Linked DNA regions of Homo sapiens: region 1 is linked to region 2. The links are chromatin loops, found by intact Hi-C in ENCODE. Cell type or tissue: prostate gland. All regions are shown on one strand. Links, peaks and the distances in the headings refer to the core of each region. The heading gives the core; the rest is flanking DNA.

Region 1 (8,802 bases), core at 288-8,287, 560 kb after region 2:
ATTCCTAGTAAAATGCCACTTTCAGCCATCCTTGATCGTTTTAGAAGTATATGTATGTAATCTCAAGCAAGTGATATTCTAATTACAGATCAGTCTTACTTATTCATTAGAGCAAATCTCCCGAGGACTTTACCAGGAAATACTTAACTGATTTTGAATCGTTGGATGTAATTTAAAGTAATAAAGCGGCATTTATTTTTAAATACTCTGTGATTCTGACTAATTTCCGGCTGTCCTCACCTCTATCTGTTCAAATTAGGTTTCGTTTGGCTACATTTTAAAAGGTAGATTACCAAAAATATAGGTGATTGGACCTTTTAAATATCAGAAAAATTGCTGAAATAGAGAAAAGTGAAAAAGAAGGTCTATGTTCTCAAATAATACTAAGCTAAGAAAGAATAAGACTGAAACACTTGCCTTATAATTATACTCAAAGTGAGTCATGGATTGCTTTAAAGAGAATAAAATTGATTTAATTATTTTTCATTAGAATGCTTTAGTCATTCTTCCTGAAAATCTACATGAGTATTAGCCTTTAACATAAGCACAGAATGTTGAAGACATGTAGCCCTTCACCCACCCACCTGCAGCCCCCAGCTTCCCAGAGGGACCAAAAATTACTGTAGCCATTAGAGGAAAATGTCAGAACCAAAGACTTTCCTCTGGGGAAAACCTATAACCGATATATAGATTCACAGCTCTTTGTCTGCAATTCTACAATCCCAAAAGCTCTGAGAACTTAAAGGGTTTGGAGTATGTTAGTGGCAAACTAATTTGGTGGCAAAACCTGTTCAAAACTGTTTTGAGGCTCTTTCTACTCTTTATTTCTCTCATTTAGTGTGAATATCCATATGTTTCACTGCAGAAACACTGGTATTTTTGATTATGGGATACTACGGCCAGCACCAATTTCTGTGAGGGGGAGGAGTATTTTACATAATGTGAAAGATATGTGCTGCATGTCCTTGCTAAAACTGCACAATTTTAAATTCTGAGATGCATCTGCTCCCGCGGATTTGGAGTCCAGTACCTTTTCAATAGCATCTGTTATTCTTTCTCTTTCTCCTCCTCTCCTCTCCCACCTCAGTCTCTTCCTTTCCCCCAACCCAGGTAGGAAAGGAAGACCTGGGAGAGATTGGGTTGGGAGGAACACCTTAAGGCAAGGTGATGACTTGGGGACCACAGTGGCCACAGAAATGCCTAAATTAACTCCCCCTCCCCCCCCCCACCAACCATCTTTGTCCTGCTTCATCTGTACCCTTTAGGTGCATCGTTTTCTTTTAAAGATGTCTGTGTTTTCTCGAGTTCCCGTATACCAACGTGTGTGCACTGGTCCTGACGGTGGGGAGGGGCTTCTGTGTCGCCGCAGGTGTGAGGAGGACATCAATGAGTGCGAACGAGAGGAGTGTGAGAACGGAGGCTCCTGCGTGAACGTGTTCGGCTCCTTCCTCTGCAACTGCACGCCGGGCTACGTGGGCCAGTACTGCGGGCTGCGCCCCGTGGTGGTACCCAATATCCAGGCTGGCCACTCCTACGTGGGGAAGGAGGAGCTCATCGGCATCGCCGTGGTCCTCTTCGTCATCTTCATCCTGGTGGTTCTCTTCATAGTCTTCCGCAAGAAGGTCTTCCGCAAGAACTACTCCCGCAACAACATCACGCTAGTGCAGGACCCGGCCACCGCCGCCCTGCTTAACAAGAGCAATGGCATCCCGTTCCGGAACCTGCGCGGCAGTGGGGACGGCCGCAACGTCTACCAGGAGGTGGGGCCCCCGCAGGTCCCCGTGCGCCCCATGGCCTACACACCCTGCTTCCAGAGTGACTCCAGGAGCAACCTGGATAAGATCGTGGACGGGCTGGGAGGCGAGCACCAGGAAATGACCACGTTTCACCCTGAGTCGCCCCGCATCCTGACAGCCCGGCGGGGCGTGGTCGTGTGCAGTGTGGCCCCCAACCTCCCCGCCGTGTCACCCTGCCGCTCCGACTGCGACTCCATCCGGAAGAATGGCTGGGACGCGGGAACTGAGAGTGAGTAGGAAGTGGTAATGCTCACCCCTCGGTGCTTACAGGGAACCTGCAGGGGCGCTGTGCGAGGACGCTACGGGAAGGGAGAGAGACCCCGCATGCAGAGCATTCGCTATGACATGTGCTGATGTCGAATGTGCACACCAGCTCTGGAAAATTGTCCTGGTTCTGGTTCCCATTTACAGATGGGAGAAATGAAGCTCAGAGAGGGTAACATCATGAGCCCAAGGTGAGGCAGCTAGTAAGAGGCAGTCAGTACCCCAACTCAAGTCTTCCAGGCTCCAAAACCCATCCTCTTCTCACAATAGCGGGCCACTGGTCAAAGTGCAAAAGAAAAGAAGAAAGTATACTAGTTATTGTGTATAAATTATAATAGTGTGTGTGTGTCTGGGCCTATGTACAAAGTGCAAAAAGCCACTTGAGTGATGTCCAGAAGTGTGCTCTGGAAGGCTGGAAGAAGAGAGTATTTCCAGTCTTAGAATGAAGACTTGAGAGAAGCAGAGGGACACTTCAATTGGACCATGATGAGTTAAAGAGTCTGGGGAAAGGAGGATATTCCACCGTAGGGGGACCCATGTGATCAGAAGAAAAGCAAGTCATTTCTTCTTGGCTGGAATGTAGAGACCATGAAACAAGAGGGGGATCCACAAGGCAGAAAGGTGGTCTGGGCCAGATGGAGGTGTTTGCCTCTTCACTTGGCCTCACACAGCAACATTCTAGGCACAGGGAAGAGCCACAGGTGCAAAAGTCCTGGGGTGGGAAGGAGCTTGGTGTGTAGAAGAACACAGAGGAGGTCGGTGCAGTTGGAGCTTGCTGAGCACCAGAGAACGGATACATTTTAACAGCAGCACTATTGCAGGTTTTTAAGTAAGTGACTGGCATGATAATTTACATTTTTTAAAGCTGGCTCTGGCTGATCCTAGGAGAAGAAATTGAACAGGCTTTCTTCCCAAAAAGGGAAGAAAGCAGAGGGCCAGTAAGGTACTCTCTGTGAACATCTCTGTGAGAGATTGTTTTCCCTGCTGTAGTGTCCATCACAAGGAGACTAAAGGAAGCTTTGCTGTAACCTATAACTTCATCAGGACAAATGGCTTTGTATCGCAGTAGCAGCTGTGTCCTAGGTAGCCTAGAAGGCTATGGTTATAGCACTGTGGCATATGCTGAGGGAGAAGGAGGAAACAGGAAGTTTTCAGATGGAGCTAGAGACCATGGGCAGCCAGGGAGATAAAGGTTTTCTTCATGGAGGAAGGGGATATTCCTACTGATATCTTTAAGCATGAGTAAGATTTCAGTAGGACACTTTGGAGATGCCCTCCCAGGAACAGGAAGCAGCTCAGTGTAGAGGACAAGTAAAGGGTTACCCGAGAGATGTCTGGCTCTGTTGTTCAGGTGAGAGGTCAAGGTTAGAAGTGAAAGTTTGAACAACATCTGCATGTAGGATGGTGGACTCTGTAGGAGGGTGAACTCACCAAGGGAACAAGAACAGAGAGGATGGTCAAACCAGGCCTCCAAAAGAACCCTGGAGATGACTACATGTGGGCTTTGGGCAGAAGGGGAGAAGCCAGGCAAGGAGACAAACACTTGCCAACAAAGAAAGAGGAGGGAAAAGGAGAGGACCCTTGTGCAGAAGCCAAGAGAATGTCAGTAAGGTCATCAGTGTTGAATGCTGTGAAACCGCCAAGGAGGACACAGGCTAAAATAGATGTATAGTGAGCCTGATGACGAGAGGAGTCAGCATCTCAAGAGCTTCTCAGTAGAGCCATCAAGGCAGAAGCCAGAATGCAAGGGTTGAGAACCAAGAGGTTTGATGAGAAAGTCAGGGCAGCAGGTGAATGTGAAGCACACTGCTGTGTGTTGCATCATCTCCTTAAACCATCATAGTGCCCCCATGTTGGTACCATTACCAGGCCATCATTCCACGGAGGAAAAAACTCCCTTCAATGGGTGAAATACGCACCTGAAGGCACCTAACTAGCAAAAGGAGAAGTTAGGATTAAAACCTGTGCTCTTACCAGCACTGTTCTTGGGAGCTTTGGCAGGAAGGAGGGTGAGCGGTATTAGAGGAAGAGGATTTCTTGGTGATAACAGAGGGCCAAGAATGAATTCTTTCTATTCTAGTGCTGCCCCAACTTGCTATCTGCTGATTGTCTTTCTGTAGACACATGTATTTTAAGCAGTTGCCCTTGAATTTCAGCCATAAATATACTCCCTCTCAAATTATCTGTTGAGTTAGACTCCACTATAATCTTGCCAATCCACTAGCTAATAGGCTCTTTTTTATTTAGCAATAAAAAAGGGGGGAGTTAATAAATGAAGGAGTGGAGAAAGGAGTTTTATGCTCAGCACTTCATTCACCAGAGTGGATTATTTGTCATTTCCTTCCTTGTGTTCAGGGCTAAGCTTGTGCACACCTTGTGGTTTTCTGAAGCTCATCGTCATATTTTCTGCAACATGGCTGTTAGGAGGTGAATGTCTCCCTGGCATATCTCTCCACTTACATCGGTCGTTTAGCCAACTCCTGTGGCCTCAGCCTCTGACAGCAGATGCAGAGCCACCATGCCTGTTCCTGACACCACCCTTTTTGGAAGAAACGTGATTTCTGTGGCCACGGAGAGGAACAAATGTTCCTTTAATCACAAGTCTGTATCTCTTTGTACCATTGCGTTACATGATGATTTGCAGCTCTTCCTGGTGATCACTGCCCTCACTCCTTGCTGATGTGACAGCTTTATTTCCAGAATTCACCTCAGGCCAAAACTCACATTTCCCCCCAAAGTATTGTTGGGTTGTATTGAATACATTTCCTTCTTTGTTAAGCAAGGCAGAGTTAGCTGGTGAGACAATTTCTGGGCTACTAATTCATTTTGCACTTGGCAACCTCAAGATATAGGCTGTTTTTATTGCTTCCTTTAGTCCATCAAATAAGAAAGTAGCCCTGGTGTGTGTGTGTGTGTGTGTGTGCACGCATGTGCATCTGTGTGTTTCTGACTGTCTTTGTACGGTAAAGAAGGAGGACATATGTGGTTAAGGGCATATCCACACCACTGCCAGCCCTCCTACCTGACACAGGGTGCAGAACATGGTCACTCCCAAAAATGATACAATGCTGCCCTCTAGGAGGCAAAGCTGAAAATTCCACTTACTGTCCAGAGATGGAAGTTAGGATAAATGTAAAGGCATTCTTGCCTATAAAATATTTATACCCCATTTTAAAAGTTATCTCATTTAACCTGGTGTTGACACCTCATCAGTTCATGTAAATGATGTAAATTAACTCTGAATGGCAAAGAGCAATGCAGCCACTTCATCCTCATTTCACTCTTCACTCAGTTGCTTCACTTCGAGGAAGAAACAGCCACTTTTGGCTGTCAGCTGTTTGGAAGCTCATTTACTATGGGCTAAGGGTTTCGAATCCATAATGTAAATCACTTGATTGACAGAACTTTGCCCCCAGTGGCACAGTCAATTTTCTACTGTGGAGCTAAATTATTTTCTCTAAGCAAATGAAAGTGCCTCGAGAAGTGAACTAGCTGAGAGGGGTGGGTGGGACTGGAAATAGGCACAAGGTAACCAGTGTAATTTCTGCTTTCTCTTTCACTGTCCATGAAGACAAAGGGGTTGATGACCCGGGAGAAGTGACCTGCTTTGCAGGTAGTAATAAAGGCAGCAACTCTGAAGTTCAGTCCCTCAGCTCCTTCCAGTCAGATTCTGGTGACGACAATGGTAAGAAGTCATCAGATTTGTTCGGAGCGGGTGGGTTCTGCTTCCTGTTCTGGAAGACCATGGTTGGGAGGAGGGTGGTGCAACTGGCTTTGTTTCTCAACCTGTTCATGGGCTTTTGAGCGTGTTCACCAGGTCCCTGGTTTACTCCATTGTTGGGTGTCATTGCCAAAGGAGCCCCCATTGAGCTGTAGCTGTGAGCAGGCCCAGAGATCTGTATCAGGGGTTGATGTAGTTACCCTGGGCCTCCAGTAGTGAGTCCTCTTTTATTTGGTTTGTGGTGGAACTACTTCATCCCAAATGATATTCTCTAGCAGACAGAGTAATTTCTTTCTTTTTTTATTTTACCAATGATCTCTTCCCTCTTCACTGTACATCCAACATCCCCGTCATTAGAAATTAGTTCAGAGACAAAAACCTTCTTATAGAACCAGTGGAATCTTCATTCAATTGAATCCCCCTTGTAATCATTTGGGTTATGGGCTGTTGGAGAATTTATTAAAAACTGTGAAGCAGCTCCTTAGAAAAATGCACATACACCCAAAATGTTGCATGCAATTTCTCGTGGTTCACAGACTTTGTTGACACTCCAAAGCTGCTACCTCTACCTCTTGTGAACTTATGCTTATGGAGAGGGTGCTAATGTTGGACTGGGTTTTCTGAGCTGAGGAACCAGCTTCGGAGGATGGGTTGTTCTCCCCAGGGCAGGGGAGGGAAGCAGGAACAGTCATAAAACAGTGAGTGTTTTCAACGTGCTGGGTAAACTAAGAATAATTTCAAACAGTCATCCACAGAGACAAGCAGCCTTACCTTAGGTCATTTTCCCATTTGTCAGCAACTAGCAACAAATGGATACTTATTAATTTATGTAATCATTCAATCTATAAATCCTTGCTGAATTTTTTGCATGTGCTGAGTCCTTTTCCCAGAGTACAAAATGAGAAAGGCATAGCCCTTGTCTTCAAGGCAAATACAGAAACAGGTGAGCTCCAAGACCATAGAAGCAATCATGGAAGTAAAAGAGCCTATTTTCATCACCACTTTCAAATGATGGCACTTCTGAGAAGTGCAGATGCCTTCAGTGTATCTATCTACTGGGACAACAAATCACCTAACAGTGGACTTTTTCTGACCATTATCGGAAGGTCAAAGACACACTCCCAGATCTGTCTGCCTTGATGTATCCTCTTTTCCTCCTCCCTAGCCAGAAGAAAAGCTGTGGCTAGTTTGCACTTTATATAGAAATACCTAAGAATATAGAGTCCAGAGTCCAGGCAGCAGCTCCAACAATGATGCCTGGTTAACTGTTCTCATGGGCTCTGCTGTGTGCACCCTGAGGATCACACTCTTGCCCTTTTAGGGTTAACCTTCCAAGTTGGTCCCAAATGAGGCAGGTGGTGTTAGGAACTTTCATCAAATTGGTTTTAAGCCTGATCACCTCTCCACAAGCCTTTGTACTGAGCATTAAGGCAACCCATATAGACCACAGATATCTCCTTCTCTATTCTAATTATTCGAGAGGCCAAATGCTGACTTCTGTCCACACTTTACTGGTGGGAGCTAGGCCTTGGGTCGTTCTGGGCTGTCAGTGGCATTATGTGACCGTGAAGCCATCAACCCTGCAAAGGTTATCCTCTATCACTGGCATTTGGTTCAGAGCAGCATGACTGACCAACAAATAATTATCCCCGGAAATAGTGAGGTCTTCCTCTGAGAGCCTTTGGGAGTTGTTAACGATAAATTAGCAAGAGCTTGATGAGCCACTGCCTTCCTAAATTGATTTTGCTGAGTCATGAGGGGTGACTTTATGACTCAGCAATCATGACCTATCCTGCCTTTCAGGAGGACTGGCATTGGATTTGCTGCCATTTATCTTCCATTCCACAAATCCCGGGACCCTCTAGATAAAGGTGTCCACTGATACACTTCCTAACAGATTGTGGGGAGGCTTTGGGTGTTTGCATGCCGCACCTTCATTGTTGCTGTTGTTGTTGTTGTTAAAATAAGGTGTGTTTAAAATATACAACTAACCTGAAGCTGTCCTTCCCCTACCTCCGACTTCTTTTCCTGACCACAAGCCTCCATAGTGACTGTCATTCAGCTTGTCAACAATGTAGTTGACACTATAGAGAATGAAGGTATTTACTTTTTTTCTTCCATAGCATTTCTTGAAATTTTGCTTCCTTGTTACTTTGGACTAGGAGTGATTTTAATGGATTGGCCACAGAGGGGGCAATAAACAGCTGGTTTCTGATGAGATGTGGGATATTTATGGATCTGTTTTAAAATTTTGAAAAAAAAAAAACCCAGTTCATAATTTGTAAAAAATATATAAGGTACCCTCTTTATAAAATCCCTTTCAAGAAAAGAGCACCCAATTAGTTGCAATCCAGATTAATACTAAATTTATCTTTATATTCAACATGTGTTCATTGAGCACCTATTATGAGCTGGGAATCCTTAAGAAATCATTCACAGCTGCAATATTATGGATACTTATTTCAACCACGTAACTTTTATTAGTAACTTAATAAAATTAGGGCCTGGCATAAATGTGATTTATCTGTTTTGTTTTGCTTTGTTTTTTCCCTAAATAACAATGGGAAGAAATAAAAAAGGCTAAACTTAGTCGTAGCCCACAGGCCTTTAGGAGTATGTTTTTAAAAGTCATCTCAAATGTTCTGTTTTATCCCTCTTCACATGGTTTGGACTGTCAGTTTTACTTTTCACTTTGTATTTAAACAGTGTCTGTCATGGACCAAGGACAGAACTACAACCGAGGTGACTGTGCCGCAACCCTAGCATAACTTTTTGTGTGTTTGTTTTGAATTGCTGAGTTCATTCTTACCCTGTTCCTGTGCCTCTGCCCTGATCTGAATTTTGCATGTCTCAGGTGTCTCGTGCGCTCAGTATTGGAGGTGAAAGCTCCACCAGCATTCCCCTCCTAGCCTCATCCTCTGTGCGTGTGTTTCACCCATTTGCCTGCACGCCTTCCTGCCTCCTGTGGTCCACAGCACAGCTGATGGACCTCTCTGCAAGCATGTTGCCAGTCTGGCTCTG
Region 2 (8,802 bases), core at 457-8,456:
GAGGACTTAACTGAAGACTGACACCAGGAATTTGAGGATGGATTCTAGCAGAGATATTCTAGGAACCAGGACCTTTAATCTGATCACATTTAAAACCCGTTTCAAACATGCTAGTTAAATTATGTCAAGTCTCTGGGGAGATATCTCTGGAATCTGAACATTCTCTGGGGATTGTTGTTTGACAGGTGGAGCAGGTGAGACTCATACAGCATGTGAAGTCATTAAGGTACAATTATGACAAGCTTGACTTGATCCTTTCTGATTTGCCTGCCAGCCTTGACAGCTCCAAACAGTTGGTGGGGACCTGAAGACACCACTTCTCTGGTTCCTTACAGCACAAACAGGGAATATATTCTGCTTCCTTTGGCTAGAGCTACATGAAAGAAATTTTTGCTGAGAAAGTGTAGAAAGCCCTTAGGTTGATGGTTAAGTTAGAAACTTTGGCCCTATTATCAGTGACTCCCTAGGTGTACACAATGAGTATAACAGTTTTTTGTTGTTGTTGTTTGTTTTTTGTTTTTACCTTAGTCTTCTTCCTCTTCATTTTTTTAACTCCTTTTTAAACCTGTGCTTTAATTGCAGGTAGACATTTTCTCATTCTGACAGGCAACTCCTTACTTTAGCCCTCATTTGACGTGTGGCTAAAATTGTGTCTGTGCTTTGGAATGCAGGACTTTGGCATGTCTGCAGCAGCTTGAGTGACATAGATTAAGGGACATTCTTCTTTTTTTGAGATGAGTCTCGCTCTGTCACCAGGCTGGAGTGCAGTGGTATGATCTTGGCTCATTTCAACCTTCACCTCCTGAGTTCAATTGATTCTCCTGCCTCAGTCTGCTGAGTAGCTGGGACTACAGGCATGCATCACCACGCCCAGCTAATTTTTGTATTTTTAGTAGATACCGGGTTTCACCGTGTTGGCGAGCATGGTCTCGATCTCTTGACCTCGTGATCTGCCCGCCTGGGCCTCCCAAAGTGCTGGGATTACAGGCATGAGCCACCATACCTGGCCGGGCCATTCTTTATTTGTGGGGATGTGTATATTTCTTTTATGCATTACTAAGCCCTTTCAGCTTATGGTCTAGCTCTCAAGCCATATCCATGTTGGTGAGAAAGTTTAAAACACACAGTAATTCTTGGGTAGGCAACATAATATTGCAGACAACCAGTACTGAACACCAGAGTCATGGAGGCTCCATCATATACTAGCTATGTGATTCTGAGCAAGTAGTTTTTCTTTGAAGCTTCAGTTTACCTATCTGCTGAAATGTGAAAAGTGGCTAATTAAACCTACCTCATAGAGTTGTCGTAAGTGAAATGACATGGGGTTGGACATATTTGCTTTCTAAAGAAACGTGATGTTATTTCAGCAATACCAGGGTAATGAATATTGTGTAGGCAAAAACAATCCTGTACAATATTGCAGACTTCAGCCTAGTTTTTGTGCAAGCTGCTTTCTGAATTAAAGGAATTAAAAACCAGGGAAAGAGTTGATCCTAATCCTTCTAACCGCCTTCCATGTGAATTGAACACACTTAATGTCTGTATTACTTATTGGATGCGGTAGACAAAGAAGGAAACATTTCAACCAGCCATCTACCTGTCCGAAAGCCCAGCCTTTCCTTTAGGACAACATCTCTTCCTTTCATTGCCTCCATCAGGATGGTTGTAGTTGATGGTGGATATAATAGATGTGACCTTATTTGACCATGGCTGGCTCTCCACCAAAGGGCATCCAAATAAATAAGCATGAAGCCTGTTGCTCCTAACCCACTCTGCTGGGACCAGGCGCAGCCCGCTAGTGTATTTTCCTTGTACAGTCTGGAGGAACCCAGCCTCTATCCCTGCTTCATCAGAAACTGGAGTCTTATTTTCTATTGGCTATTTACTCTCAAGACTTAGAAATAGGGACCTATATTGACTCACTTCTTATTTAGATTACTGAGTAAAAGTATAATAATTCTTTAATAATTCTGGGAACTGAAGCTTTCTGGAGTCAGCATTCACTGGCCCAGTGCAAAGTAACTGCTTTTTTATCCTACTATTGCACTTGAGAGGCAACTTGAAGTTTCCTTTCCTTTACTCAGTCACTTTTCAAGGGGAAATAGGAATAATCAGAATTTTAAGATATTCTGTATGCAGTATAGGTGCATTTTAAATAATATTTATTAAAAGACATGGAGTTACTTTTGCTTATCATGCAACTTATTACTGAATTTTTCTTTTTTGTCTGTGTTGAAAAGAAAAAGGTGGAAGAAAAAGACTTATGTAGGCTTCCTATTAAAAGGCACCTAGACTGAATAGAAGATTCCCTTTTATTTTTTTTTCTACTTGCAAAGCCAAGAGTCAGAGCCATGGAATCAGAGAATTCAAGTTCTTTATAGTTCAAGCAGAATGAAGCAGGGAATGGACAGAAATAGGTCATATTGTGATCGCAAAACTAGGACAATGAGGAGTTTCTTGGAGGATTCAAGCTCTGATGGATTCTTACTTTGGGGCAGAGCATTTCAGAAAATTCAGAAGCCAAGAGATATAGTATATGGCAGCCTCTAAAATATTTTAAAAACGCTTACTAGTCTGCATATTCTTTTCTTGTAAAAAGAAGTTAAAAGATGCGTTTTCTTTAATCACTTGTCAAGACAGTGGCTTTCTCCAGGATTATAAGACAGTGGATTAAATGTATCTTTCCCATTGCTTGTGGCCCTTGAATGATTTTCAGACATCATTGACTCCACACATGTTTAAAACGGAGTCAGCAGCAGCAACCCTTTCAGTAGCTGAAAGCTCCGGGTCCCATCCACTGGGTCTGCAAGTAAGTAGCCATTTGGCAGTGACTCTGAGGAAGTCACTTAACCCAAGAGAGTTCTCACCAATAAAACAAGGGGGATAGTTTGCCTCTTTAACTTCTAAAACGAGTATGGTATTCTCACTTTGGAGTGCAGTTTCAAGGTAATCTTGGAATTCTTGAACTGTTGCTCTTGATCTAAACAGTTACAAAAAGATGGAGAGAGAAGAGGCAGAAATTTCCATGAGTCCCTGTGTCTACCTTTCTTTTTCTCTTTCCAACAAGAGGATAGGGTGGTGCCCATGAAGGCTATGATTTTCAGCCTTGCAGACAGCTCTGGGAGTTGTTTGGGCCCCAGTTCCTGTCTTGTTCCTGCTGCTCATCCATTTAGGATTTGAGTATCTCTCTCATTCCTTTTTCTTCTCAGTTCTGCCTGGACATTAAGTGCTTTTGACTCCCATACCTTACCCACTCTTGCCCTCCTGCTTCCAAATGCAACTCCCTACCTCCTGTCAACTCCTGCACTCTGAACACGAAATCATACTTAGCTAGTTGCCAGATTATTTGATTAAAGCAGTAGAAGCTAGGGTGACAAACGATGCTATACTTCAGGGATATTTGCATTTTTAACATCTGGTCCTCCTGAAAGGGATCTCCAGTTGGTGAAATATACACAGGAGATAAGAATAACTGAAATGCTTTTGTTCTATATAAAAGGCTTCATATTGATCATTGAGTTTTCTGTAATCATCGTACAAGGTAAATGAACTAAGTAGTGATATCCTCTGGGTATTTTATTTTATTTTACAGCTGAACCTCAGGGATTAATCAGAAATTGTTCAGGGTTATCTGCCTAGAAAGTAACAGAGAAAGAACTTGCACTCAAGTCTTCCCATCCAATGCTCTGGCTTCTGTAAGAGCCACTACTTCCCAAGTGCCACCTTACGAGGCACGTGACAGCCGTGTGTATAGGGGACATAATGACTTTAGAAGTTGACTGCTAAGTTAGATGTAATTCAAATCCATGTGCCCTCAGGTTTGCAGCCATAAAACATCGATTACCACCTTTTTGGCTTTCCACATATTTTAAAAAGTGGATTCATTGAAGACAGAGGTGATGAATTGTGTGGCATAGAGAAGTGGGGATATTTTTTAACTGTGACTTCAGCTGTTGTCCACCTGGGGAGGGAGGTGGGGTGATGTGACAGTGGGGTAAAGCACTAGGCCACCATCGACTTTGAGGCTTTAAAAGACTGTTTAAATTACCAGATTATAAATAATTACTTAAAAACCTTCAAACAATAAAGAAGAATATGAAATAAAATATACTATCTTTCTCTTTCACTATTCTAATCCCTCTTCTTTTATTTTTGAGTGTGTAATCATCCAGACTTTTTTTTTTTCAATACCATACAAAAATTGGTGCTATAGTTTCAGCATGCCTCTTTTGCTAGGTATTACATGTGGGGGTGCTATGGTCCACTCCAAACCTCATGTTGAAATTTGATCCTAATGTTGGAGGTGAGGCTTAATAGGAAACCTTTGGGTCATGGGGGTGGGTCCTTCTTGAAAAGATTAATGCCCTCCCTCCGAGATGAGTGAGTGTTTGCTCTGTTTGTTTCTAGGAGAGCTGGCTGTTAAAAAGAGCCTGGCATCTCCCCTTTTGCTCTCTTGCTTCCTCTCCTGCCACGTGATCTCTGCACATGCTGACTTCCCTTCCCCTTCCATAGTAAGTAGAAGCAGCCTGAGGCCCTCACCTGATACAGATGCCAACACCATGCTTCTTGTACAGCCTGCAGAACACTGAGCCAAATAAACTTCTTTCCTTTATAAATTACCCAGCCTCAGGTAGGCTGTTAATTAAGTTTATATTCTGCTAGTCACGTGGAATATGTACATCTTTTTATAGAATTTTTTTTTTCTCTTTGTGAAGACACACTACTGTGAAGGTGTAGTTCCTATCCTTGTCCCAAATTTTTAAAAACTATTTGTGTTCCACTTAGCTTTTATTTAATAAGAGCTCTTTATTTTTAGGGAAAAACCCCAAAACCGAAAACAAACAAAAAAACCCTCTCTCCAGTTCTAGCTTGTTAGCTTTTTCCAAACCTTTGGGAGCTTGCCTTACCAATCAATGAGTCAGAAACCTTGACAGTTTCTGCAGTAAGAAACTGTCGGGGAGGAATGAAGTTTGCACACTGGGTGATACCAGAGGAAGATTTGACCTGTGCTTAGTACACTTCAGCTTTATTTGAATGTTTTTCACAGTCATTAGAAATCAGGCAAGTTTTTAAAGTCAAACATTAAAATGACTACATTTTTAAAGTGAAGGTTGCAACACTTAGCATGAGAAGAAAGCTAACAGACAAACCCAAAAACAGTTGAAATGTAGTGGAAAGAGAACTGAAGCAAAAACATTCTCTTCCTAGAGATTGTTTAAGACCTTCAGATGCACTAAACATTGAAAGATGATAATGTGCCCATCTATGTAAGTCAAAACAAAATGAGACCTTTTTGAAATATTACAAAACTCCATGTATGTTGAAACTAAAATAGTGTGTTTCTAGATTTTATGATTGCAGAATTTGGCATTAATCCATGGAAGCTGCCCTATCCCCCTCTCTGCTTTATTCATGTCCTAACAGTTTGTCTGCCTGTTGGAGAATCTAGCAGAGCTATCTGTGTGCCCTCTGCCTTTTAACTCTGAGCAAGACATTTTCATTGTCTTGTCCTTGGCTTCCTCAGCGGTACAATGAAAGATAGTTTATACGTTAAATTTCAGGATGCTTTCAGGAACATGATTTTATAAATAGCTCTGTGAGGTTGGGGAGAAGGAGCAAAGTCAGAGAGTTTAAGTGTTTTGCCCAGGGTCCCAAGACAAACAGAAGTACAACTCAGGTCTTCATGTTCTGAGTGTAGTTCCTTCAGCTGTATTGCGTGGGTTTTGAGTTTTTAATAAACTCTAAGGGCATTGTGTTGGGTGATGGACAAAAATATGCAAATAAATGGAGTACTTTATTGCTTCATTATTATTTATTTGGGTAAATATTCATTTGAATGTTGCTATTATGCCTACAAAATGTGTAATTGTTTTATTTTTTAGAATATTAGCACTTTGGAAGGAAAGGCTTTAAATATCTGATAAACACAACAAATATTGAATAATGTGAAGTATTTTAATGAGTTCACATTGACTTTAGTTTGCAAATTATGGTAATGGAGTAAAGGAAGGGATTTCTTGTTAGGGAAATTGACAGGAGTAAAGGGTGTGTGTGTGTGTGTGTGTGTGTGTGTGTGTGTGTGTGAGAGAGAGAGAGAGAGAAACATTTACAGCTTTTCAGATGTTATTTAATGCTATACACAGTTGTTTAAATGTTAAGAAAATAAAACCTGTAATGAAATACTTTATCATGTCAGATAAAATATATAATTAGGAGGGCTGTTTGAGATAAATTTCAGCCTATCTTTAAGATGTGGTAGATCAAGAGTAATTTAACATGATTTAGCGCTGCTATTGCACAGTTAAGTATTGTCTGTGGTTGAATAGATAATGAAATGCAGTGCATATAAGGTATGTTTTATTTCTTCTTTTTTTTTTTTCAAAATGAGAGTTTCATGAAAACCTCTCTGAGGTATTAAAAGTCCTTTTCTGATCTGAATAAATATTTTCTCTTCAGGCAGGTCATATATTATAGTTTGTTTAACAAAATAAAGGCTTGTGGCAGAAGCACATGAAATGCAGATAATGGTAAAATGACACTAAACATAGCCCCTCAGGGCAGGTGTGGAGTGTTATTTTAGCAGTAAACCCCTTCTTATTAAAGTGTCTGTCATGGGTGTTTTGGAAGCAGCTGACCTTCTTTCTTACAAAGTGGCTATAAAACCACATCCTGACTTCTTTTCCTTTATCATGGACTTAGATACTCCAGAACTGAGGTACTAACCTTCTTGTCTTTGGCTTTGTGAATGTCCTAACACAATGTAGTCTAAAGTAAATGAAAAACTGAATTGGAACTCAGATTTTCTTGTTTTTTAAACGGAATTTTCTGGCCTATGTTCTTGATACCCACTCATTTAGAAAAGTTGTTGACTAAAAATAGTTTTGGCATATAATCATGGGGATTTGTAAGTGGAAAAATAATACATTAAACAGTAATACATATATAAAGTACTAAAGCTGGGATAAATTAACTTGACTAAAGGGCCATGATGTTTTCTTAAGATAGCCTTTTTCAGTTTAGGGTTCCTTATCAAATCCTTCTGCTTCTTATCTATCTACTCCCCTCAATTATATCTCACACATGTTAGCTACAAGAGCCATCATTTTCCTGAAGCAGCTCTTCCATCATGGTGCTAACCTGATCATTAAAGGAAAAAGCAGGTAGGGAGGGGGCTCCTGAAGTGCCCAAGTTTAAAGTTCATGGTCTTCATTTTGACATTTAGGGCTTGTGCTTTGTTCACCCTGTGTATGAGCTTCCTCCAGTTGAACTATACTGGGTCACTGATTCTTTCTCAGACAGTTCTTGCACTTTCCCACATCTGTGTTTTTACTTCCTCTGCTCCATCTGGATTTCGGGCCAAAAAGATTCCAGTTAATCATTAGAATTGTTTCTGTCTTCTGTGATCCACCTCAGATGAGAGCATAATAACATGGTGGGTAAGAGCCTAGGCATTGGAATTAAATACACTTAAGTTGGAATTATAGCTCTACCACATATGAATAAGAACATAAGCCAAATACCTTAATTAACCAAGCTTGTCTAACCTGCCTTATTTTGTTGTTGTTGTTCTGTTTTGTTTTGTTTTAGGCTTTTAGCAGCTTGAAGACATGGTTTTTGGGTTCTGTCTCTAGTGATAAGCAGAAGAGAGGGTTGAGGAAGGGGCTTTACTGGCCCAACCAGAAACAGAAACTAAAAACCCATGACTGTATTCTCTCCCTTGGGTACCCTTAAAACTCAGTTTTACCATCCATAAAATGGAGATAATGATACCCACCGAATTTATTGTGAGAATAAAATAAAATAATGTATTTAAGGCATACATGATCACAATATCTGGCAATTGGTAGGCACTTAGTAAGATACTATTTATTGCCTTCTATTCCATAGAGTTCCTCCATTTTCTTTCTCCTACACAGCAATTAGTCCCTGCTCTGTGTCCTCATAGCCCTTTGTTTCCTTGCTTTATAGTATTTGCTATGTTATGTTAGTATTTTCCCTCCCTTAAGTTCCTTGAAGTTGATCTCTGCTAGGTATTTCATAAATGTTGGCTGAATTAAATTGAGTTGCAGAACCAGTGTACTTAACAACAGTGGGGTTTAAGTGATCTCAGCGTTAAAAAACTAGAAATTTTAGATAATTGATGGCTCCAAGGTCAAGCCAAGAACCCAAGCACCATATTTTTATGTATAAAAACTGGACAGCAAGCTGAAAATCAGCAGAATAGAAGGCCAGATACTTATAAGTCCTACCCAAATGACTGGGGAGGAATGAAGAGGTCAAATAGCTGCCTTAGGTCATTCAACTGCTTTGCAATTCCACATGTGGAATCATGTTAATGGTATTTGGGCTTCAGCACCATTGGTCTGATCCTTTGTAAAGTTACAAATATTTATTATAATAGTGATTCCTGTGTGTTTCAGATTCTCCTTAAGTCATATTAGTAATTTAATTCTCTGACTTACCCTGGAATCATTGAAATTCTAGTATAAGAGAGTCAAGGATTCAAGTAAAGCAGCAGCTGGCCCCGGGACCTGGGACCAAGAGGGAGGTTTAGTAAGTCATCAGTGTCTGTCCAGCTGTCTCTCTGCACCTTGCCTTCTTCTCTTCTCTATACAAGTGTGTTTTCTCTCAGAATCCCCTTATTTGGTGGAGAATTTGAAGCTGCAAGTCCTGTAACATAATCAGAATTCTCCAGATTCTAGCCTTGATCAAAAACTAGAAAAACCATGGAAGTTTTTTTATAAGCTCTAATTATGTTCAAATTATCATTCTCTCTACTTCTGCCTCATAAATATACATCTT

What was found. A loop is a pair of places that touch in the nucleus more often than their neighbours do. Peaks named below come from ENCODE experiments on the same cell type or tissue, not always from the same donor. Only the 100,000 strongest peaks of a DNase experiment are listed, where the experiment ranks them.
Region 1: it touches region 2 in a loop (2.6-fold over the local background); 4 of 110 quality-filtered maps call a loop at or near these places.

Annotation. Positions count from the first base shown.
Region 1 is chr11:92,881,369-92,890,170 of GRCh38, forward strand. It overlaps FAT3 (FAT atypical cadherin 3), which reads left to right. Exons shown (of 28, transcript NM_001367949.2): 24 at 1,370-2,025; 25 at 5,632-5,745; 26 at 7,821-7,880; 27 at 8,488-8,523. Among named protein-coding and RNA genes, the nearest start is that of LINC02746, 30 kb to the right of the region's middle. RefSeq lists a silencer at 4,995-5,289 and an enhancer at 7,116-8,315. In prostate gland, for the core only: a CTCF peak has its summit at 5,135; DNase peaks (open chromatin) are centred at 4,091 and 5,113.
Region 2 is chr11:92,324,921-92,333,722 of GRCh38, forward strand. All of the region lies in intron 1 of FAT3 (FAT atypical cadherin 3), which reads left to right. Among named protein-coding and RNA genes, the nearest start is that of FAT3, 100 kb to the left of the region's middle. In prostate gland, for the core only: no CTCF peak of the experiment used is centred there; a DNase peak (open chromatin) is centred at 4,941.